2 separate regions of the Homo sapiens genome follow, and region 1 is linked to region 2. Evidence: chromatin loops called from intact Hi-C (ENCODE). Cell type or tissue: IMR-90. All regions are shown on one strand. Links, peaks and the distances in the headings refer to the core of each region. The heading gives the core; the rest is flanking DNA.

What was found. Peaks named below come from ENCODE experiments on the same cell type or tissue, not always from the same donor. Only the 100,000 strongest peaks of a DNase experiment are listed, where the experiment ranks them.
Region 1: it touches region 2 in a loop (4-fold over the local background); 3 of 110 quality-filtered maps call a loop at or near these places.

Annotation. Positions count from the first base shown.
Region 1 is chr11:19,498,680-19,501,597 of GRCh38, reverse strand. It overlaps a transcript of NAV2 not described here. Among named protein-coding and RNA genes, the nearest start is that of NAV2-AS5, 7.1 kb to the left of the region's middle. In IMR-90, for the core only: no CTCF peak of the experiment used is centred there; a DNase peak (open chromatin) is centred at 1,397.
Region 2 is chr11:19,440,756-19,443,673 of GRCh38, reverse strand. It overlaps a transcript of NAV2 not described here. Among named protein-coding and RNA genes, the nearest start is that of NAV2-AS5, 65 kb to the left of the region's middle. RefSeq lists enhancers at 1,083-1,172, 584-1,783. In IMR-90, for the core only: no CTCF peak of the experiment used is centred there; a DNase peak (open chromatin) is centred at 1,243; H3K27ac peaks cover 390 bases; H3K27me3 peaks cover 89 bases.

The sequences.
Region 1 (2,918 bases), core at 265-2,764, 58 kb before region 2:
TAAGAATATAAAATGTTTTGGGCTCAACATACTCAAAGGCGACTCTGCCTCAAGATCTGTTTTTGGGAATGTGTTTAGCATTTCTTCCTGCTTGGCCAAACACTGAGGTTTTACAACCAGTGGAGTTGTGGAATTATAGCTACTGTACCATCAACCAGAAAGAAAAAGAAGAAGAAAGGTAGGCAGGTCGGTAGCCAACAGAATCCTAATTAGATGAGGTACTGGAAATGTAGATGACTCCATGTATATAGAGAGAATAGTGGTCCTGCAAAGATAACCACACCCTAGTTGCTGGAATCTGTGAATATATTACACGCAAAAGGGACTGTGCAAATGTAATTAAAATTAAGGACCTTGAGATGGGGGAGAATATTGTGTATTATCCAGGTGAGCATAATCTATTCATGCGAATCCATAAAAGTGGAGAAACTTTCCCCACTGTAGACAGTCAGAGAGAGATGTGATTACAGATGAATGTTCAGAGAGAGGCAAGGTTGCTGACTTTGAAGATGGAAGGAGGAGCCATGAACAAAGGAATGTGGGCACCCCCTAGGAGCTGGAAATGTCAAGGAAACAGATTTTGCCCCCAGAGCACCCAGAAAGAAACACAGCCCTTCCGATGCCTTGATTTTAGCCCAGTGAGACGCTGTCAGACTTCTAACCTATGAAAGTGTAAAATAACAAGTTTGTGTTGATTTAAGCCACTATGTTTGTAGTAATTTATTACAGCAGCCATTGAAAATTAGTATACTTTGTATCAAAAGATCTTTGCCACTCACTAGCTGTGTGACCCAGCCTGAGCAACCTTACCCATCAGAACTAGCATTCCTCAGGGAATCAGAGCAAATTAGATAAAGCATCTGAAAGTTTTATAAGTCTTAAAGTGCATTGCAGAGATAAGATTTTAATATCATTAGTATTGTTATTCCAGTCAATTATACTCTGTTCAAGGGATAGCCCACGAGGGATGGCTGGAATTTTCTAGTTCATAATGCTTAAAAGTAATTTAAGCAACTAATACTATCTTCCTCCTGACCAAATATTTTTCAGATGTGATAAAAGTAAATTTAAAAAAAGACAAGAGGTGCTTAATCATTTCTTCAGGACACTTTTCAAGCTCTATCCTGGATAGTAATTGGGGATAGGAATGGGTGTATCAGCTTTTTATTGCCACACTAACAGTATGTAACAAACTACCCTAAAAGTCTGTATCTAAAAACAAGAAGTATTTATTTCACTTATGAGTCTAGCTCTGTGATCTTGGGTGAGTGTGGCTGGACACTGCTGGCTGTGGCTCAGCTCACTCTTATGACATGGTCAAATGGCTGTTGGGTGACTGGTTCCTTCTTCACATGCCTCTCACCCTCCATCAGACCAGCCTGAGGAGCTTCTCATGGCCACGGAATAGGAGCAACAGTGGAAATGTGCCAAGGTCTTTGTAAGCCTCTGCATATGACATATCTCCGAAAATACCATTGGCTAAGACATATCACTTGGCCAGACTCAGAACCAAGTGGTTCTTTAGTGAAAGAAAATGCAAAGTGATGTGGCAAAAGGGCATGGAGAGGGTGTGTGTGTGCGTGTGTGTGGATGTGTGTGTGTGTGGTTGTGTGTGTGTGTATATATATATAGAATCAGGGCCACTGATAGAGTCAATTTACTACAGAGAAAAGCAAAGGAAATTTGCTTTATTTAAAATTTATTAAGGGCCTACTGTATGCTAGAACTCATCTAAGGGATAGGAGATAAACATAATCTACCCTATGCAGGGAATTTATATTCTAATAGTGTCTGAGATGAGTGCCTAAGGGGCAAAAGAACAACATTTGATGTGCTCTTATAACCTGCCAGGCCTGGGCCAGGCACTGAGGATATAGCTGTGAACCTTATATTATCACATTTACTCTACACAATAACCCTGAAAGATGGGTGTTATGCTTATCCCTATTTAATAGACAGGGAAACCAAGGCTGAGCAAGGTTAAGCTGTCTACATGCCCAAGTTCAAGATACAGAGATACAACTATCTCATTCCAAACCCCAGATTCATTCTGCTACACTCTGGAAGGCATTCCTTCACTGACTCAACACATACTTAAGTGCCTGTGCCAGGCACTGCTCACCTCTCCTTAGAAACGACTCACAACATTTCTCCCTTTGACTATCTGTCAGATTTCACCAACTGCAAACAGAATACCTGCCCTTTCCCACCTTGACCCCTGTGTGGGGTCAGCATGGTTAAGAGATGCTAAGTAACTCCTTTAAAAACAACAACAACAACCCTCTAGCAGGAACAATTTATCATCATTACTGTAACCCCTGGTTCACTTCAATCTTAGGTTCCTGGCCTTTTATTTATAGTACCTTCAAAGAGGTTCCACGTCATTAATTGCTCGCCATTTAGGCCAATTAGATGAGGTTAGAATTTCAGGGTAAATCAGCCCACACAGGTGGCAAAGGCAGCTGTGCCTGCCTGGTGTACTGGCTCTGCCTTTTAAGAAATATAACAGCCCAGAGGTCGTATGAACAGGTTGGCTAGGCTGTATGGCTTGCATGAAATGAATGAGCTATAGACAGATGTTGACCGTGGACTTAATTTCAACAACACAGACTGGAACATGGTGAGAAGTTTAAACTAATGATTTAACCATAGTACTTTGCTACTCAGTGAGGACAAACCTTGGGAGAAAAGCTTATAACAGAGCTGTCAACCTAGTGAATTAAACCTGGCTGAACAAAGCTTTGTACATCTGATTATGATGTGACATCCAACAGCACATGCGGAACCCAGATTCTTGAGAAGAATCTACTTCAGAGCAAGGACCTAAGCTTTCCATCTTTGGAACACAGCAGACAATAGTAGCTCAATAAATATTTGAGTAAGTAAATATGTGGATGAGTGAACAGATGGATCGATGG
Region 2 (2,918 bases), core at 225-2,724:
CTTGAGCAGTGTAAACACTCTTTGGGAAGTGCAAGCCCAGGACAGTGAGAAAGAGGAGAGAAGAAAACCCATGTGAAGAAAGGAGCAAAAGGATGCAAAGAGATGCCTTAGTGTGCTGGCCACTGCTTTACCACAAGCTGCTGGCAGATGCAGCAGGTCACCTGACAGGTGTCCTTGCTCAGCATGTGGGACTTTCTGCAAAAGATTTGCAAGGACAAACTGTATCTCAGAGTGGTCCATGGCAGGGAGAGAGAGTGGGGATGCACTGCCCATCTCTTTCAAGTTTCTTCCTTCTCATTGGTCCAACTCCATGGAGAGCTGACTGTATACTTCTCCGTCATTGCAGACCATTGGTGGCCACTGAGAAGGTCAGAAACCATATCCTGCAGTGTAGCATTTCATCCAAGTGTCGCAGTGGAGGAGCAACTCAGCAAGGATAAGGCCTGGCATAGAGGGCATGAAGGCCATGCTGTCCCAGGGCTTCAGCTCAGAGATTCTAGCAAGGATGCTGCCATAGGTGGCAGCAGGACAAGGTAACTGTGACTTCAGGAAGAAGGAAGTGGTATGAGGAATATGATGCCCAAGATTCATGTCTCATTCCCAAAGCTCAAGCTCTTTTTACTACGTTACCTGGCCTCCCTCTCCAGTTAGATCTAAATGTGGGTGTTTCAGACACCTTGATGGGTAGGTAGGGGGACCTCTTTGGGCGGGACTGCATCTCAGATCTTATCCTAAAAGGGACCACATTTCTCCCGATGGTGGAAGGGGCAGCTGAAATTAAAACACCAAAAACACAGGACAATCCACTTCTAAGCTGCTTTAGTCAAGGGAAACAAGCACATTCTTGAAGCTACTGGAAGAGAGAGAATGATACTTTTTATATAGCCTATTGTCACACTTGCTGTAAAGGTTGGGACTCTAGGGCCAAGGCAGCCACAGGGGGACTTGTTTAAGTTTACACAGCCAGTTGGTGGCAGGGTGGAACCAGAGCCCTGGGCCCTTGCTATGATGCCACCATCTCCCAACATCACTGCAGGCTTCTGCAGGCCACCTGAGCCCTGCCCTCTGATCCTGGCCAGCTCTCCCACACCTGGGCTCTCCCAGCAACAGCAGAGAAAGGTCAACTTCTCACATTTGAGAAATGCACCTCCTTTCTAGCCATATCCACCACCAGCGCATGAGTCACCTCTCTGGGGAAAGCCCTCCTCTGTGTTGAGTCATTTCACCTTTGGTTTTGAGTGATTCCAAACCCACAGACGTAATTATCCTTATGTATCAGCCAGCCTTATCACAAGAACTCAGCAACTTGCCTGTGCCGCCAGCAAAAACCAGATAGGAGCGGGAACTGTTTGAAAGCCTCAGGCAATGAGCAGGGGAAATAGGAATGGAGGCCCAGCCTCTTGCCAGGCCAGCCCCCTTTCCTCAACCATTAGGATTTCTGAGAGGGCCTCTGGGATGATGGGGAGGAGGGAGAGTGCAGGTGTGAGTGCACACAGTCTCCCCTCCCCAGGGCCCTCACATTCGGAGCTCCACTCCACTTCCGCCACAGCAGTCCCTGTTTCTAAAACTGGAGATTGCTAGACCAGGAAATGGCAGGCCTGAGCCAGTGGTTCCCAAGCAGCCCTGCCCCGCCTGCCAAGCCATTAGGAGGAGGATTGAGATGATGGGGGAACAGAGCAGGCACAATTAAACCACACGTTGCTATCTTGCAAATGGCATGAGCAATGTGATTTAACAGCTCATTATTAATGGGAAAAATAGATAAGGACCAGGTTCGGTGTCCAGAGGAGAGCTCCCAGACCAAATTGAATACGTGCTAATGCTTGCTTTCAAGCCAGCGGCTGACAGAAGGGTGGATTCCACTCCTGCCCAACTTAGCACCCCCAGCCCCTGGCTCCCTGCTGAAGCCAAGGGAGAAAATGGGCTCCGATAAATTGTCTGCTGCAACCAACATCCTCTCTTTGAGAATAACAACCACAAGAGAAGCACCACATCTGTTGTTTCACAAAATTGGTTAAAAAATAAATAAGAAGTAGCAGCCCACTTACAAGTGCCCACCATAAGACAGAATGAAGGAGTGGGTTGTTTCTAAAAGATTAGGAAGAAATGACGTGCAATGACTTCAGTCTTCTCTGAATCAGATCTCAGTTTCATGCTCTTACTGCTATCTGTACACAGGGCATTGTCAGCCTGTTGAAGGGTGTGTGTGTGTGTGTGTGTGTGTGCGTGTGTGTGTGTGTGTGTCCCAGTGTCCTTTCTTGTACCTCTCCGATCTGTTCTCCTCACAGCAGCCAATGTGATTTGATCACATATCTCTCATGTTTAAAACATTTCAATATCTCACTAGGACTCTTAAGTCAAAAACCAAAATCTCCAACATGGCTGAGAGACCTTGTAGGGGAATCTCCTCCAGGCTCTAGACCCATCCATCTCCAGCCATTCTCCTAGATGATCCCCAGGGTCCAGCCACACTGGCCTTTTGTCCTGCCAAGGCCTTTGCATCGTATTCCTCCCCCGGCATGAGACATTCTTCCCACCTCCTTTTGCCCCTTCTAAACCTAGTTAAACATCAATATCTCAATAAAGGCTTCCTGGGCTTTCTCCTTTATGTGCCCTTCCATCATCCTGTACATCTTCTTTGTATCATGTGCCACAGTTTTAATTACACAATTATTTGTATGGTTAGTTATTTAATGCCTGTTTTCCTCATTACACTGCAAACAATGACAGCAAGGTCAAACTGCATTTTTTCTGTACTGGTTTCTAGACGCTGTGGAAGATTGGCCTACTTAGCGATGGGGCAGAGGTGTTTCAAGATGTTTATCCTGCACAAAGAAAATAATGGGAATAGTTGTTGAGGGAGGGTGAAGGTTAAACCAAGCCTCCATTCATTCATTGAGTTAGTCAATCACCTAGAG